Linked DNA regions of Homo sapiens: region 1 is linked to region 2. A link is a loop called in an ENCODE intact Hi-C map of the cell type or tissue named here. Cell type or tissue: heart left ventricle. All regions are shown on one strand. Each heading gives the region's core, and the rest is flanking DNA. Links, peaks and the distances in the headings are about the cores only.

Region 1 (9,190 bases), core at 4,146-6,645, 630 kb before region 2:
TTCCCAGCACCGTTTATTAAATAGGGAATCCTTTCCTCATTTCTTGTTTTTGTCAGGTTTGTCAAACATTAGATGGTTGTAGATATGTGGTGTTATTTCTGAGACCTCTGTTCTGTTCCATTGGTCTATATATTTGTTTTGGTTCCAGTACCATGCTGTTTTGGTTTCTGCAGCCTTGTAGTATAGTTTGAAGTCAGGTAGCATGATGCCTCCAGCTTTGTTCTTTTTGCTCAGGATTGTTTTGGCTATGTGGGCTCTTTTTTGGTTCCATATGAAATTTAGAGTAGTTTTTTCCAATTCTGTGAAGAAAGTCATTGGTAGCTTGATGGGGATGACATTGAATCTATAAATTACCTTGGGCAGTATGGCCATTTTCACAATATTGATTCTTCCTATCCATGAGCATGGAATGTTCTTCCATTTGTTTGTGTTCTCTTTTATTTTGTTGAGCAGTGGTTTGTAGTTCTCCTTGAAGAGGTCCTTCACATCCATTGTAAGTTGGATTCCTACGAATTTTATTCTCTTTGTAGCAATTGTGAATGGAAGTTCACTCATGATTTGGCTCTCTGTCTGTTATTGGTGTATAGGAATGCTTGTGATTTTTGCACATTGATTTTGTACCCTGAGACTTTGCTGAAGTTGCTTATCAGCTTAAGGAGGTTTTGGTCTGAGACGATGGGGTTTTCTAAATATACAATCATGTCACCTGCAAACAGGGACAATTTGACTTCCTCTTTTCCTAATTGAATACCCTTTATTTTTTTCTCTTGCCTGATTGCCCTGGCCAGAACTTCCAACAGTATGTGGAGTAGGAATGGTGAGAGAGGGCATCCCTGTCTTGCGCCGGTTTTCAAAGGGAATGCTTCCAGTTTTTGCCCATTCAGTATGATACTGGCTGTGGGTCTGTCATAAATAGCTCTTATTATTTTGAGATATGCTCCATCAATACCTAGTTTATTGAGAATTTTTAGCATGAAGTGCTGTTGAATTTTGTCAAATGCCTTTTCTACAACTACTGAGATAATCATGTGGTTTTTATCGTTGGTTCTGTTTATGCGACAGATTATATTTATTGATTTGCGTTTGTTGAACCACCCTTGCAACCCAGGGAAGAAGCCGACTTGATCGTGGTGGATGAGCTTTTTGATGTGCTGCTGGATTCGGTTTGCCAGTATTTTATTGAGGATTTTTGCATTGATGTTCATCAGGGATATTGGTCTAAAATTATCTCTTTTTGTTGTGTCTCTGCCAGGCTTTGGTATCAGGATGATGCTGGCCTCATAAAATGAGTTAGGGAGGATTCTCTCTTTTTCTATTGATTGGAGTGGTTTCAGAAGGAATGGTACTAGCTCCTGTTTATACCTCTGGTAGAATTCGACTGTGAATCCATCTGGTTCTGGACTTTTTTTGGTTGGTAGGCTATTAAGTATTGCCTCAATTTCAGAGCCTGTTATTGGTCTATTCGGAGATTCAACTTCTTCCTGGTTTAGTCTTAGGGAGGTGTATGTGTCCAGGAATTTATCCATGTCTTCTGATTTTCTAGTTTATTTGCATAGAGGTGTTTATAGTATGCTCTGATGGTAGTTTGTATTTCTGTGGGATTGGTGGTGATATCCCCTTTGTCATTTTTTATTGCATCTATTTGATTCTTCTCTCTTTTCTTCTTTATTAGTCTTGCTAGCGGTCATCTATTTTGTTGATCTTTTCAAAAAACCAGCTCCTGGATTCATTGATTTTTTGAAGGGTTTTTTTTTGTGTCTCTATCTCCTTCAGTTCTGCTCTGATCTTAAGTTATTTCTTGCCTTCTGCTAGCTTTTGAATTTGTTTGCTCTTGCTTCTCTAGCACTTTTAGTTGTGATGTTAGGGTGTCGGTTTTAGATCTTTCTTGCTTTTTCTTGTGGGCATTTAGTGCTATAAATTTCCCTCTACACACTGCTTTAAATGTGTCCCAGAGATACTGGTATGTTGTGTCTTTGTTCTCATTGGTTTCAAAGAACATCTTTATTTCTGCCTTCATTTCGTTATTTACCCAGTAGTCATTCAGGAGCAGGTTGTTCAGTTTCCATGTAGTTCTGCGGTTTTGAGTGAGTTTCTGTTTTTTTGTTTGTTTTTGTTTTTGTTTTTTTTGAGATGGAGTCTCACTCTGTCGCCCAGGCTGGAGTGCAGTGGCGCTATCTCGGCTCACTGCAAGCTCCTCCTCCCAGGTTCATGCCATTCTCCTGCCTCAGCCTCCCAAGTACCTGGGACTAGAGGCGCCTGCCACCATGCCTGGCTGATTTTTTTGAATTTTTAGTAGAAACAGGGTTTCACCATGTTAGCCAGGATGGTCTTGATCTCCTGGCCTCATAATCCGCCTGCCTCAGCCTCCCAAATTGCTGGGATTACAGGTGTGAGCCACCGTGCCCGGCCCATCACAGGTAAGTTTTTAAAAACATATGTAGGGAGGGAAAAAGAACAGAATAAAGGAACTAAGGTCTTCCATGAGGCACAGAGGGTTAAGTGGGAGATGGGATTAATTAACTCTCCAGCCGGAGATGGCGAGTGTCTCACATGGCCACATATTTCTGTGGCCAGCACAGGTGCATTTAAAAGGCTTGGGCAGGATAGACAGTCCCAAATAATCACTGCTGGAGGTAGCCAGGACTCCAAATTTGGATCCTATTCCAGAAATTACACACGTTAAGACTTAATTTGTTTTTCATCCATCAGATTCTGCTAATGAAAACTAATTGCCTTGAAACTCATTTTCTACATGTTTGTATCAGAAACTCTGTAGCTAACCCTGAATTATTGGATTTGTATTTCTGCCTGCAAATTCAAACAACTGTGAATGTTTCAGTTTCTGGTTCAATGCTTGATCTTCTCTTTGATCATTTTGTCGGATGCGAAAAATGGTAGGTTAATATTGAATGTTAACCAACTCTCGATGGCTTACATTTCTCAGTTTGCTTTGGTGGTAGCTTGCATCTAATATGGTAAGTGAATGCAGTTAGACTGTGGATGAATAACATTAGCACACGTTCATATTCAGTACTGGTAGAGTCTGAAGACGTGATTTCTCCTCTGTCAAACCTTCTCCACAATCTTTTTTTTTAGACAAAGTCTCACTCTGTCACCAGGCTGGAATACAGTGGTGCGATCTCAGCTCACTGCAACCTCTGCCTCCCGGGTTAAAGTGATTCTCCTGCCTCAGCCTCTCGAGTAGCTGGGACCACAGGCATGCGCCACCACGCCCAGCTAATTTTTGCATTTTTAGTAGAGACAGGGTTTCACCATGTTGGCCAGGATGGTCTCGATCTCTTGACCTTGTGATCCGCCCACCTCAGCCTCCTGAAGTGCTAAGACTAAAGGCGTGAGCCACTGTGCCAGGCCATCAAATCTTTATTGACTTGATTTCTCCATACAACTTGTGTCTCTGAGTAATTTGGCCTTTGGGTCTCTTTCAGTTTAACTTTCAAAGTCTTCTGGGTATATTTTTTCTCTTGTCTCATATTAACTCAGAATTATGCAGAATAATTTTCCATTTAGATGAGTGAGGCAACTAGGAAAGGCAGTAATTGATGTCACAAATGTCTTCTAAGCCTGGTTCAGACTCAGAGAAAGTTTTGAAAAGAAAAATTGGATACGTTTTTCTTTTCTTGGCATTTCATCATTTTCCCCAAACGTATTAATGGCAGTTATTGAGCCATATTTATTAATTTCTCATGAAAATTAAGTTATAATGAGAGGTGACAGAGTGCTGGCAGTCCTCAGAGCCTTCGCTTGCTCTCGGCACCTCCTCTGCCTGGGCTCCCACTTTGGCGGCACTTGAGGAACCCTTCAGCCCACCGTTGCACTGTGGGAGCCCCTTTCTGGGCTGGCCAAGGCCAGAGCCGGCTCCCTCAGCTTGCAGGGAGGTGTGGCGGGAAAGGCGCGAGGGGGAACCAGGGCGGCGTGCGGCGCTCGCGGGCCAGCTGGAGTTCCGGGTGGGCGTGGGCTTGGCGGGCCCCACACTCGGAGCAGCCAGCCGGCCCTGCTGGCCCCGGGCAATGAGGGACTTAGCACCCGGGCCAGTGGCTGCGGAGGGTGCACTGGGTCCCCCAGCAGTGCCGGCCCACTGGCACTGCGCTTGATTTCTCACTGGGCCTTAGCTGCCTTCCCGCGGGGCAGGGCTCGGACCTGCAGCCCGCCATGCCTGAGCCTCCCACCCACTCCATGGGCTCCTGTGCGGCCCGAGCCTCCCCGACGAGCGCCTCCCCCTGCTCCACGGTGCCCAGTCCCATCGACTGCCCAAGGGCTGAGGAGTGCGAGTGCATGGCACAGGACTGGCAGGCAGCTCCACCTGTGGCCCCGGTGGGGGATCCACTGGTTGAAGTCAGCTGGGCTCCTGAGTCTGGTGGGGACGTGGAGAGTCTTTATGTCTAGCTCAGGGATTGTAAACACACCAATCAGCACCCCATGTCTAGCTCAGGGTTTGTGAGTGCACCAATCGACACTCTGTATCTAGCTGCTCTGGTGGGCCCTTGGAGAACCTTTATGTCTAGCTCAGGGATTGTAAATACACCAATCGGCACTCTGTATCTAGCTCAAGGTTTGTAAACACACCAATCAGCACCCTGTGTTTAGCTCAAGGTTTGTGAGTGCACCAATTGACACTCTGTATCTAGCTGCTCTGGTGGGGCCTTGGAGAACCTTCGTGTGGATACTCTGTATCTAACTAATCTGATGGGGAGGTGGAGAACCTTTGTATCTAGCTCAGGGATTGTAAATGCACCAATCAGCACCCTGTCAAAACAGACCACTGGGCTCTACCAATCAGCAGGATGTGGGTGGGGCCAGATAAGAGAATAAAAGCAGGCTGCCCGAGCCAACAGTGGCAACCCACTCGGGTCCTCTTCCACACTGTGGAAGCTTTGTTCTTTCACTCTTTGCAATAAATCTTGCTACTGCTCACTCTTTGGGTCCACACTGCCTTTATGAGCTGTAACACTCACCACAAAGGTCTGCAGCTTCACTCCTGAAGCCAGCGAGACCACGAGCCCAGAGCCCACCGGGAAGAACGAACAACTCCAGATGCGCCGCCTTAAGAGCTGTAACACTCACTACCAAGGTCTGCAGCTTCACTCCTGAGCCAGCGAGACCACAAACCCACCAGAAGGAAGAAACTCCGAACATCAGAAGGAACAAACTCCAGACGCGCCACCTTAAGAGCTGTAACACTCACCGCGAGGGTCCGCAGCTTCATTCTTGAAGTCAGTGAGATCAAGAACCCACCAATTCCGGACACAATAATATTTTGTTCTTACCAGTAGTCTAGCAAAATAAGCTATTCTTTTAATAAACCCTGGAGATTATATTTTGATGTTGAGTGAGTGTTTTAAGATAATTAGATTCACTTTTATCTGTGTTTATTCAGATTTCATTATTTAAATGTATGCATGATAGTATAAAGTCTTTCAGTTACAAAAAGAATAACCAATATGTTATGTAACTTCTTCCTAATTGATAATTAATATTTTCACCTACAGTTTTTTATTCTGCCTGTAAAAATCTGCAATAAAATGAGGTTTAAATCTGAATTTGTGCTCCCTTCACAGGGTTCCTGTTAGCTAGTGTGAGCAGGTACTACCCCCATTATGTCGCTAAGGGGAGCTGTTGGTCCTTCATTACTCAGTAAACCAGTGCTGGCCTCTGCCTGGTCTGTGAAGCTACTTTCTGATTAGGAGTGGTTCATTATCATTTCATACTTGGCACAATTATGAAAGAACTCTGTAAGCGCTTATTCAGAGAGACAGCAAAGCAGCTAGGAAAAAAAAGCTGATAAACTCAATCAGATACCTTGAAAACTTCTGAAGAATATTCAGCTGGCTTACAGCTCATCATCAAATCCTAACAACTTCTCTAACAGAGAAAGTAAAATTATGAAAATTCCATACAAGGAACACATTTCATTAAAGTTGAAAGGGAGAGTAGGTTAAGAGTTACATGATGAATGGCCCCAAAACTGCTTATTAAAGAATAAACGGCCATGAAAATGTTGTCAATCAACAAGGCCTACTTTTTACTTTTTTCTCTTTTTCAATCCAATTCAAAAAATCCTGGTTATACCCAGCCCTCACCAGCCAGGGGGTGTAAGGAAGGTTATATGAATACTGACAGATGAATTTTTGTTGGCTAGATAAACCCGTTTTGTAACTGCAGAATCTCAGCAGCATTTGGATGTCTTCCCCCAATTCTAGAATCTTCTTGGAGCACATCTGCTCTCGGGGTCCCCGTGTTTGCTCCTGCACGCTCCATTTTTTATCAACCTCCTTTTTCCTCAACTCAGTTTCCAGGCCTATCTGTGGGTATCCTCAGTCTCACTTGAAGGTAAGGAGGATGATTTGTCGAAAACGTTTAACTAATGGATTTCTCACTTCTTTCCGCTGGAAGTCACGTCCCATAGCAGTCACTAGACCATTTTGGAAGTGGGGAAGGTAGATCAGAACGAGAAATGTGGGCCGGGCGCGGTGGCTCACGCCTGTAATTCCAGCACTTTGGGATGCTGAGGCAGGCGGATCACCTGAGGTTGGGAATTCAAGACCAGCCTGACCAACATGGAGAAACCCAGTCTCTACTAAAAATACAAAATTAGCTGGGTGTGGTGGCACATACCTGTAATCCCAGCTATTGGGGAGGCTGAGGCAGGAGAATCGCTTGAACCCAGGAGGTGGAGATTGCGGTGAGCCGAGATCACGCCATTGCACTCCAGCCTGGGCAACAAGAGCAAAACTCTGTCTCAAAAAAAAAAAAAAAAAGAAAGAAAAAGAAAGAAAGAGAAATGTGGCCGGGCATGGTGGTTCACACCTGTAATCCCAGCATTTTGGAAGACCAAGGCAGGCGGATGGCTTGAGCCTAGGCATTTGAGACCAGCCTGGGCAACATGGTGAAACCCCTTCTCTACCAAAAGTACAAAAAGGAACCTGGCACAAGCCTGTAGTCCCAGCTACTCGGGAGGCTGAGGCGGGAGGATTGCTTGAGCCTGGGAGGTTGAGGCTGCAGTGAGCCATGATGGCACCATTGCACTCCAGCCTGGGTGACGGAATGAGATGTTAGCTCAAAGAAAAGAAAAAAGAAAAAGAGAAATGTTAAGAAAACTTCCATCTAGAAAGAGAAAGGAGGGACAATGGGAGCTACTGGCTCGTGCAGGGAACAGGCTGGAGCACGGGGGAGACGGTAGAGAAGAGGTCTGTTAAGGGCTGAACCGTGTTCCCCAACTCATCTGCTGCAGTCCAAACCCCAGTGCCTCAGAATATGGCTGTGTTTGCAGAGGGCTCTTTCAAGAGGGGATCGAGGTAAAATGAAGTCATTAGGGTGGGCCCTGATCCAATCTGACTGATGTCATAAGAAGAGGAAATTTGGACATAGAGACCCACACAGAGGGAAGACCATTGAGGACACAGGGAGAAGACAGCCATCCAAGCCAAGGAGAGACCTCACCAGAACCCAACCCTGCCAACACCTTGGTCTTGGACTTTAGCCTCCAGAACTGAGAGGAAATAAGTTTCTGTCGCTTCAGCCTCCTAGCCCATGATTCTTTGCTATGACACCTGCAGCAGACTGAGACAGGCCTGACTGTCCCTCCTGGCCACCGGGTTGTGGCCTGACTATGAACAGGCTGATGGGCGCTGAGGGCAGAAGCTCCCTTGTCCTGCTTCCCATTGGGATTCTGGGGAGAAAACCTCTTAGCATTCTTGATCCAACATGAGGTTCCTGTTAGTGTGCAATCCGTAGCATCGCTGGGCATGGAAGGACACATCTTCAGCTGCCCACTTCTCCCTCAGCTCCTGGGATGCCCGGCGGGTCCCTAATCCTGGCGTGGGCCACATGGAGGGTCCAGAAGGCCATTCACATGCGGGAGGATGAGCTGAGGGGGACAGTGGTTGCTATGAGGGAAAAACCTGGGCCCCGTAGGCCGACACAGCAGAGCAACTGCCCCGGCTGGGGAGCGCATGGAGTCACAGTTGGCTTCTGCTCTTTGGAGAGGGAGGTGGGGCCAGGCCAGCAGGGAGACACTGGGCCAGCTGACCTAAGAGGGTGGTGGCAGCAGATGGCAGCAGTGATCAATGACCAGGGTGACAGTCACTGTGGCTTAGAAGCCAAGGACACCGAGAGCAGCACAAGTCCCAGCTGCAGAGCCCAGGCTTCCTTGTCCAGGCACCGTTGGAAGACAAGGGAGAGGGTGTGGGTGTGGGGTGCTGAAGGAGGGAGTGTTTTCCTGTCAAAGGCAAATTGCAGCAGATGCAACATTCCCTTCGGGGCACAGGAGGGAAACTGTAGCTTTCCTCGGAATCGGCAACTTCCCATGCAAGGAGCCCAAGGGTGGCACATGCAGCCCTGGATTCCAGGGCCAGCCGCCACTTCTGCTAAACTGCAAAAAAGTCCCAGGTGTCATCTGGGCACCATGCCCAAATGGTGGAATTTCACTGCTGGGAGATGGCATAATCACTTGTCCCTTGTGAAATGTCCCCACGGTCCTTCTTCTTCTTCTTTTTTTTTTTTTCTTTTTTTTTTGACACAGTCTCACTCTGTCTCCCAGGCTGGATTGCAGTGGCGTGATCTCGGCTCACTGCAACCTCCACCTCCCTGGTTCAAGCAATTCCCCTGCCTCAGCCTCCCGAGTAGCTGGGACTACAGGTGCACGCCACCACACCTGGCTAATTTTTTTGTATTTTTAGTAGAGACGGGGTTTCACCATGTAGGCTGCACTGGTCTGGAACTCCTGACCTCAGGCAATCCACCCGCCTCGGCCTCCCAAAGTGCTAGGATTACAGGCGTGAGCCACTGTGCCTGGCCCCCCACTTTTTTTTTAATCTCCCTTTTCTCTTTTCTTTCTGTGTTATCAAATGCTAACTCCCCAAGGTGTCACCGAAACAATCTGTTGATAAGCACACAAAGCCCTGTAGATTCTGACTCTAAGGAAGAAGAGGCAGAGGCAGGAGGACAAAGCTGGCATTTTTATTGAGATGCTGAAGTCTGATTCCAGGTGGGTTTTCCCATTGAATGGGGCCTTGATTAGGCTTGGGTGAGGACCATGTTGTAATAGGTGAGGATTGCGGGATGACACAGCAAACCGGTGATTCTGAGGCAGGGTTAAAAGAGACTTGAGAGGGTTTGATGTTTTGTATTGAAAAGCTGATGGGTCTTTCCAGAAGACGCTGAAAAGATAAAG
Region 2 (9,190 bases), core at 4,013-6,512:
GGTGTTGTTCTGTTATTGTATGTATAATGTGAGACAGGGTAAATTAGTAATTATATTTCTATTTTTGAATACTGAGATTTTTGGTGTGGGAGACAAAAGGTAAAAATATAGGATTGATTAATTGCTAAATTTAAAGTGGGAGTGTCAGTATCAACCCCTGATATATTGTATCTTTAAAAAAAACATATTTCCCAGTTCTGCTTGCTGAAAGACTTAGAAACAATGATCAATCCAATAACAATGCACACTCATAGATCCCAGATTGTGTTCTCTATGTATCACATCTAACTGAAAGGAGTCAGGGCTTGGAACATCTTTTCTTTTCTTTCTTCTTCTTCTTCTTTTTTTGATATGGAGTCTCGCTCTGTTGCCCAGGCTGGAGTGTAGTGGCACAATCTCAGCTCACTGCAACCTCTGCCTCCCAGGTTCAAGCGATTCTCCTGCCTCAGCCTCCCGAGTAGCTGGGACTACAGGCATGTGCCACCGTGCATGGCTAATTTTTTGTATTTTTAGTAGAGACAGGGTTTCACTTATTAGCCAGGATGGTCTCGATCTCTTGACCTCATGATCTGCCCGCCTCAGCCTCCCAAAGTGTTGGGATTACAGGCGTGAGCCACTGTGCCCGGCCAGAACATTTTTTCAAACCAGATATCAAACAATCTATTGAATATTACTAGGATCATATCAAAAGGACTCAGTTTATAAATTAAATAAAGTTTATGGGCTAACTATAGGGCACTTTGAGCATCAATAATTATAATGCACTGGATTAAAACATATCAAGTATGTTAAGTGTTTGGTTGTGTTTAAAGACATCAGGGAACCCGCTTATTTTGAAAACTAATAATTAAAGGGAAAGAATCAAGAATTTATCCTGTCTTTCCAATATCAGTTTTATCTCAAATAATCAAATAGTTGTTGAGAGAAGTGTCTCTTTGTAGAACTATTCCACCTGATAAATAATGATGGAATGATAAGATATCATCATTTTGCAAACTCTAGTAGATTAATAAATCCAGGCAATAATTATCAATGTAGCTAACATCATACAGAGAGTCAACCAGATATTATTTATCTCCAGATGGATGTATACAGTACTATCTATGAAGAATTCTTGGGAAGAAAACAAACTGAAATCTAATCAAGCTTTTAGACATTAAATACCATTTCACAGGAAGTACAAGAGAGAAAGGAGCAGATCTGTTCAATGACACCATGGGATGCAATTAGCAAATCCACATTGTGGGAAACTCTGCAGGACAAACAACCCAGTTTATGAGAGAAGGGGTGGAGGTGGGGAGGAGTGTGAGAGCCTGTAAATAAAAGGAGACTTCAATGACTCATTCATCAGAGGCTATGTATGAACAATCAAACTATACAAGACATGTATGTACAATGAGGGAGGTCTGAATACTGACAAGCTGTTTGACAATATTGTGAAATTGCTCTTTGACGGGTAGTTATTGGTATTGTGCTTAGTTAAAAAGGGAAGTACTTGTTTTTTTTAAAACATACATAAGCACACATATGATGCACACATATTTCTCTGATATTCACAGATGATATAATGTGATGGGATGTCTGAAATTTGCTTCCAAATAATTCAGAGAGGAGGCAAGTGGTGTGTCAGAGTACAGAGGAAACAAGACTGGCCATGAGTTGATAATCTTTGAAGCTAGGAGATGAATACATGTTGGTTTATTGTTTCAACTTTTGAACACATTTGGAATTTACCATAATGAAATTTTTTTAATCAAAACCAAAATATTATACGTAAAGCATTCCAAAAATAAACTACCAATAATTGTTAACTAAATGATAACAGAGCCTAGAATAGTCATAGGATAATATGATGGATTTTCAGGATGGGAGTCTTGAAGTGATAAACCATACGGTGCACAAAATTTATGCTTCTAAGGAAGACAGTGAAATCTTTGTTTATGTTAACTGTGTGCCTTTTTGAAAAAGTCACTTAGAAAAATCCTCAGAAAGCAACTAGAGAATTGAATACGCCAAAATTCATGACAAGCTATGAAGCTGGACTTTTACCAAGTTACACATGCCTAAAGAAGATACACAATCTTCACTGTAGTGAAACTGACACTGGAAAATGAAGCTAGTCACTCAAATAGATAAAAAAAAAGTGACATCTTGTGTTACATCTGCGCCATCAAACATTTTAAAACATAGATACATTTATTTGTACAGTTTCCTTTTAAATTAATAGAGAAAACACAATGGAACTTAAATATGAACCCCTGACATAAATGTGTTCTAAGTCAAGAGAAGCTATTGCATTTCTGCAGATACAAGGGAGTCATTGATTCACCCAGCCCCGGTCAGCCAGCCAATCTCTTGAAAAGTGGCCATTAGAAGTGCATGAAGCTTGTAAAGCAAAACCTCTGAAACAGTCCTCTGCATCGCTACTGAGGTTTGCCAAATGAAACTTCTTTTAATAGTTCTTCCACATGCCAAAATAATTCCCCTGGGATATTAACTTACCCAGTTATGAGAAAGAAGAAAGAAGAGGATACCACAATTTACATTTATCCACAGAGTAACTTGGAAAACCATTAAGTGGTACCACGTGGGGATGATGACATGTCCACGTGAAGTGGCCTTTATGCCTTTTCATTTGTAAGAGACAGAACCATGGAAAGCACACTGAGTTGGCATTTGGATACTTGATATAACGCCAAGATTCTACTACTTATTAGCTGTGCAACCTTGAGCTGTTCTGACTTGCCTCATTTATAAACTTAGGACTCCAGGAGTGGAAGAACAGAGTGATAAAGAAGTCTTGTTATTTCTCTTTATATGTTTGCCACAGGTTTTATGCCAGTGAGTTCAACCATGCTTGACTCAATTTTTCATCAATAACAGGAAATACATTAAATGCCCATTAATTTCCAACTACCGTATATGCAAAGTACTAGGATGCAAAGATAAGTAAGAAGTACTCCTTCTGGCTGGGCATGATGGCTCATGCCTGTAATCCCAACATTTTGGGAGGTTGAGGCAGGGGGATTGCTTGAGGACAGGAGTTCGAGGCCAGCCTGGGCCACATGGCCAGACTCTGTCGTACAAAAAATAAAAAATAAATAAAAGAGATAATAATCCTTCCCTGAAACCCGTCAGAGTTCACAAATGAGAGTGGTAAAAATACAGAATGCTTAAAGTGGTCTGATGTAGAAAGTGTTAGGACAGCACAGAAAGTCTCCTTGGAGTAGTGTTTATTTATATTGGACCTTTGAGAATGAGTAGACTGTTAACCAGCAGAGAACGGCAGAGAAGGATGAGGTGGGGAGAAAGGATAGTCAAGGAAAAGGAAAGACTGAGAGACAGAATTCAAGAAAATCTGAGGATATTGAACGGATATCCCAAAGTGGCTTACAGATAGGGAGATGAGACTGAAAATAGGTAGGTTGAGAAGTGACTGTTCAGGGCCAGTACCACCCTGCTGTGGAATTGGGCTTTGTCCTGTAGGCTCTTAGAGACCATCAGAGATTTTTCCACAAGGGAAGCCCATGATCAGTTTGTTGTTCCATTCAATTGACTGACTGATTGATCAATTGATTGACCTTCATTGACTGATCATCTGCTCTTGCCAGCCACTATGCCAACATGACCCTATTTTTCCCATTCAGAAAAAACATAGGCAGCTTTTTACAGAGCACTGTGGGCATGGTTCCCCCATGCTACTAATTTTGATGAAATACAGCTAAAGTTGCTCTTAGTTTATGCAATTACTTTTTAGGATGGGTTTTTATTTTAGACCTTATGTGCACAAAATGCTAAGAAATCCTCCACCAGATTATATAAAGAAAGATTTGTTCATTGTATAATCCCTGCCTCCAGCTCTTTCAAACCATTAAGATTAATTTCATTTCTTGGGTAATATCCAATGTATTTGTTTTCTGAAAGGGTTCATGCAACTCCCAAATGTGTCTAACCTATTCCCTGAGAATACCTGGACTACCATTGAAGAATCTTTCTTATTTAGAGCTAAGAAAGCCTGCATATTTCTAACATCTTTAAACACAGAACTTGCTATGCAAGTCATCAGCTTCACGAAGATTACAAAGAAAGAAAAACAGGAGAAAGTTTGATTTCTGTCCCTGAGGGTTGACAGTCTAGGAGGAGAGGCTGCACAATCACAAATAAAATGATTGAAAACACTTTGCTAAAGATATTTTAAGAAGAAATTTGAAGGTGACATACTTGGAACAAACAAGTTCCCCAAAACAAGGTTTCAACATCTTTTTGGTGTTGTCTTTCCTAGAACATTGTGCCTCTATCAATGCTTTTAAGATAAAACTTGCCTGGGAGAAAAATTTTAACTATGATTTTACTTGGTAAACACTATTATTCTAAATTTGAGCTCATCCTGCCTGCTCTGATATAAGCCTTTTTCTTCATCAAGAGTTATGCTTGGGTACAGAAAATTACCTATTTTCCCCTGCTTTTTATGCAGTCATTTTGTCAGACACAAATTCCAAAATCAAAATCGTCTAGAGGGAGTAGTCAGCATAGCAGTTTACCCAGGATGATGAGAACGATGTGGAAATAAAAGGGGCAGCTCAATGTTCTCCCCACCCCTACTTGGGGCATTCATGCTCATAGGCATATAGGACCATGCATATAGGGCCATGCATATAGGGCCATGCATATAGGACCATGCATATAGGGCCATGCATATAGGGCCATGCATATAGGGCCATGCATATAGGGCCATGAAGACATGGTTTATAAACAGATAGTTCCAACCCACAATCCCTTACCTACAATCCCCAAATCTCCAAAATTCTAAACACCAAGAATTTTTCTAACTCATTTGGTGACATTTGACCTGAACTGATATTTGGATATATTATGTATTCCATTTAGTATGAATATATTTTGCTACAGAAATATAAATGTGTTTTATTATAGAGTGCTGCCCCACACTCACTCAGCCCAAGTATATGATTTAGGTTTTATTTTATTATTTGAAAATTTGAAAAATTCTGGATGACCTGGAAAATTCTGTACTAGCAGTCATTTGAAGCACCTTTTATATGCAAGGTGCTCTACACACAGCATCTCATTCCAAGGTGCTCTACGCACAGCATCTCATTCCATTCTGACCCACGAAGGAGGTATTATTACTATTGCTGCATTAATGATAGGGAAACTGAGGCCTGGCAAAGTTAAGCAATTCATCCAAGATCCCATACCTAGCTAGTGAGGGAGCAAAGACCCAAACTCAGGCTGCTTGATTCCAAAGCTCAAGTTCATTTCACTCTATATAGGGCTTGGTAGCTGCACCCTGCTCGTCATTGTCCTATCCACTGACCCTGTCAAGCCACCGCCTCGATGGTGAGCAACGGTTTCTAGTAATCTTCAGTGCTACGTGGATGCTGAGGGGAAGAAAGGTGTTGAGCATCTATGAACAGACTGTTTTGTTGCCCCTTTGAATTACTAGTGGGCATCTTCTTGCCAGACCTTCATTTTTATGCCAATTCACTGCCATCTAGTGGTTATTTCAATAGCAATTTTACGTAAAATGTTAGGTGACATAGCATCATTTCTAACAGGCTGGAGATTTGGTCCTTAGAGGTCGTAAAAAAATAAATAAATAAAATAAATAAAACCAAGATGTGCAGGAAAAAGGAATCTAATCTAAGTAAACATTTATAAAATAAAGTACATTTTATTTTTCTATTCTTCAGGTAAGGGACTAGCAAGATGAATGGGCTTTGCTAAGGCTTTGTAAAAGCTCATCTTTACGAACTTAACTAAATAATCAGATTAAATCTCTATGTAGGCTGCTTAGGAAAATAAAAGCTTTCTCTGAAAAGATTTCACCAGCCTTTCTTCAAAGATTGCCAGGGATTGTCTCTGCTCTAATTATAATATTTACAATGCAAATTGTTGGTTGCAATGTACGTTTTTTTCATGAAATTAAAAGTAGTCATTCATATCCTCATTTACATATGTTCCTCTCCAAGACAGATAAACTCTCATTCATCTTTGGTAACAATAATATGATTTATAAATTTGAAGTTCTGACAAAAGAAATCAAAATATGCACATCAATAGAAAAGGTTTTTGGCATTGTAAGTACTTATTTAGTGTATTTCAGTTTAATAATATTTATTGAGCTTCTGGAAAGTCCCAAAAAAGATTCAAATATAGACTCAGCAGTTTCTTGGCCCAGTTGCTTAGAACCTAGAGGAGAAAGATTGGCAACATTACAGTTCAGGTGACACGCAGACTGCAGTGCAAGGAAGTCTGTCCAGTATGTTTGGAGATTGTAATAAAACAGGACTAAAATCCTAAAGACGCTCCCCAGCTTGCTGGTTTCAGATGTCAGACTGGGAGCTTCTTAACACCAAAACATCCTCTCAGATAAATTGGGATCAACCTTTAGTACCTATTAAGGGGCCAGTAAGAACGTCAAAGTTGCTTTGAGATTAAAAATGTTTTGGTGAGCAATGCATAGCCTTGTACTTGCAGCCCAATCCTATCGGGAGGAATAGCATGTGAATAACACGTGAATGTCAGGATCCTGTGAGTCTTCTATTACACACTGCCTACAATTTAAACAGCGAGTCTTGTGAGGATGGAATACTAAAATACTCAATTGAAGCAGATCCTTAAAAAATTACTTTATTTTAGCACTATGTGACTTAGAAAAAATAATGAAGCCAGTTATTTGCCTTAATTATAAGAATGTGATGAGGGGCCGCCACCAGCCAGGGGAGCCTAAGGTTTGGGTTTGTTTTTTTTTTTTCTTTTGAGTTGGAGTCTCACTCTATCTCTCAGGCTGGAGTGCAGTGGCGTGACTTCGGCTCACAGCAACCTCTGCCTCCTGGGTGCAAGCGATTCTCCTGCCTCAGCCTCCTGAGTAGCTGGGATTACAGGCACCTGCCACCATGCCTGGCTAATTTTTATATTTTTAGTAGAGACGAGGTTTCACCATTCGGCCCGGCTTCCTCTAACTCCTGATCTTAAGTGATCCGCCCACCTCTGCCTCCCAAAGTGCTGAGATTATGGGCGTGAGCCACTGAATCCAGCTTTTTTTTTCTTTTTCTTTTTTTTGTTTTAATTAGAGCTCCTAAATTATTTTCTTTTTTGAAACTTCACAATGCTTATCACAACTTCGTAATAGCGGATGCCCTTTTCTCTGCTTTTTTTTCCCCTTGGCATGCTTCCCTCATGCCTCTTGTGGTGATAGTGTCTTGCTTTGGTTCAAACATGTATTTATGGGATTGCATTCACAGATTTCATTCCATCCAAACGTAGGTAAAAATGCAGGAGTAATGTCTTTCCTTATTTTTGCCTCTGGGTGTATGATGGCCCCAAAAGAACAAAGGCAACAAAGGGCAAGTCTCAGTACAGAGCAGAAAACCCCGATAATTTGCAACAGGAAAGTGCTCCCCTGTAGGGGGCTCTGGAACCACCACTCCAGGCAGTGTGTAATTTGCAACAGGAAAGTGCTCCCCTGTAGGGGGCTCTGGAACCACCACTCCAGGCAGTGTGTAATTTGCAACAGGAAAGTGCTCCCCTGTAGGGGGCTCTGGAACCACCACTCCAGGCAGTGTGTAATTTGCAACAGGAAAGTGCTCCCCTGTAGGGGGCTCTGGAACCACCACTCCAGGCAGTGTGTAATTTGCAACAGGAAAGTGCTCCCCTGTAGGGGGCTCTGGAACCACCACTCCAGGCAGTGTGTGAGGCTGGGAACAGATGGGAAGGCAGCCGTTCGTAGCAGCCTGTGTCAGACAAGGGACACCTCCAAGTATACAATTGCTCCACTCTTCGCTAAGACCGACTACATCCTGACTTACTCCTGAAACATCTAAACCCTCATTAGAGAAACAGGAAGTTCTCATGTAGCGAAGGCCAGCACACAATGCTGCCCTTTGTCTGTTTGGAAAAATTAAAGTAATAAAATTATCCAAATCATTTCCACAGTTCCGAAGATTTGTATAAACTGCATCTGAGCCCTTTAAAAAGCAAGGCTTTGGATGAGATTTAAAGCTTCGTGATGTATTTACTCACGACACATACAGGAGGCAAATAGATACCTGCATAATTTTCAGGTGATCTAGCTTGTTTTAAGGAGACAGTGGAAAGTCTAATGCGACAAATGTTAGGTGTGTCCTTTGGAAAATTTCCCTTCACATACCAATTGCTTGACTGGGGTTTCTTTGGGAGGCAGTCAGTAATCAATTTAGCATTGAGCTCTCAGAAAATGGCAAAAGTTCTAAAGAACTAGGGCATAAACCTATTCAGGATTCAGTGCAACTTCCTCAATTGTTTTTTATTAAAAATATTTTTTAAATGCCAGCACTCACCAACTGTGCAAAGAAAAAGTCATAAAAAATAAACTCCCAACCTACAGTGTGTACAGGAAATGGTGAGATAAAAATCAATAAAAAAACAAAATCAGGTTTTGGCTTCCACGGAGTTCCACACACCAACAGTATTTGAAAATCTTTTAAAATGATGAAATCAGCAATGTCTGAGACATTCCTAAGAGTTCACTGGTTTATTGGAAACCTAGGAAAGCACATGAACAGCGGAGTACTTGTCACGTGGAGAATGTGAGGGTCGAGGTAATGTTGTAAAATGTTAAGAACTTTTACCAACTTTTGTGAACGTTTTAGAGAAATGGCAGAAACTAAGCCTTAGTGTTCTGCTTAGCTTTTCTTTCCTTCTTTTGTCCACCCTCTCCAGCCTTGGAGAAAAGCACTCTCTCTCTCTCTCTCACACACACACACACACACTCTCTCTCTCTCACACACACACACACACACACTCTCTCTCTCTCCACATGTGTAGGAAGTCCCATTTTGTATCTCCAGCCCACAAGTCTCTCCTCAGCTCATATTCAACCCTGCCCTCCGCATCACCTCAAATCTTACACAATCAGAACAGACCAATCTGCTTTTGTCACAGTCCTGCCCATTGTTAACAAATGACAACTTCATTCTTCTAACTGCTCAGGTGGAAAGCTTTGGAATCATCCTTCATTCCTTTCTTTCTCTCGAAACTCATCAGCTCTGCCTTTAAAATCGATCCTGAATCCGGCCATTTACCACCTGTGTCACAGTCACCTGGCTCGTTGCAATAGCCTTCCAACTGGTCACCCGCTTCCTCAGTTGTTGTCCTTTGATCTGTTTTCAAAACACCAGTTAGGGCCAGG

What was found. Peaks named below come from ENCODE experiments on the same cell type or tissue, not always from the same donor. Only the 100,000 strongest peaks of a DNase experiment are listed, where the experiment ranks them.
Region 1: a loop joins it to region 2, with 15 times the contacts of the local background. A loop is called at or near these places in 10 of 110 quality-filtered maps.

Annotation. Positions count from the first base shown.
Region 1 is chr18:7,173,763-7,182,952 of GRCh38, reverse strand. No RefSeq gene overlaps it. Among named protein-coding and RNA genes, the nearest start is that of LRRC30, 53 kb to the left of the region's middle. In heart left ventricle, for the core only: a CTCF peak has its summit at 5,621; no DNase peak of the experiment used is centred there.
Region 2 is chr18:6,539,836-6,549,025 of GRCh38, reverse strand. All of the region lies in intron 2 of LINC01387 (long intergenic non-protein coding RNA 1387), which reads right to left. Among named protein-coding and RNA genes, the nearest start is that of LINC01387, 33 kb to the right of the region's middle. In heart left ventricle, for the core only: CTCF peaks have their summits at 5,305 and 5,506 (motif pointing left); no DNase peak of the experiment used is centred there.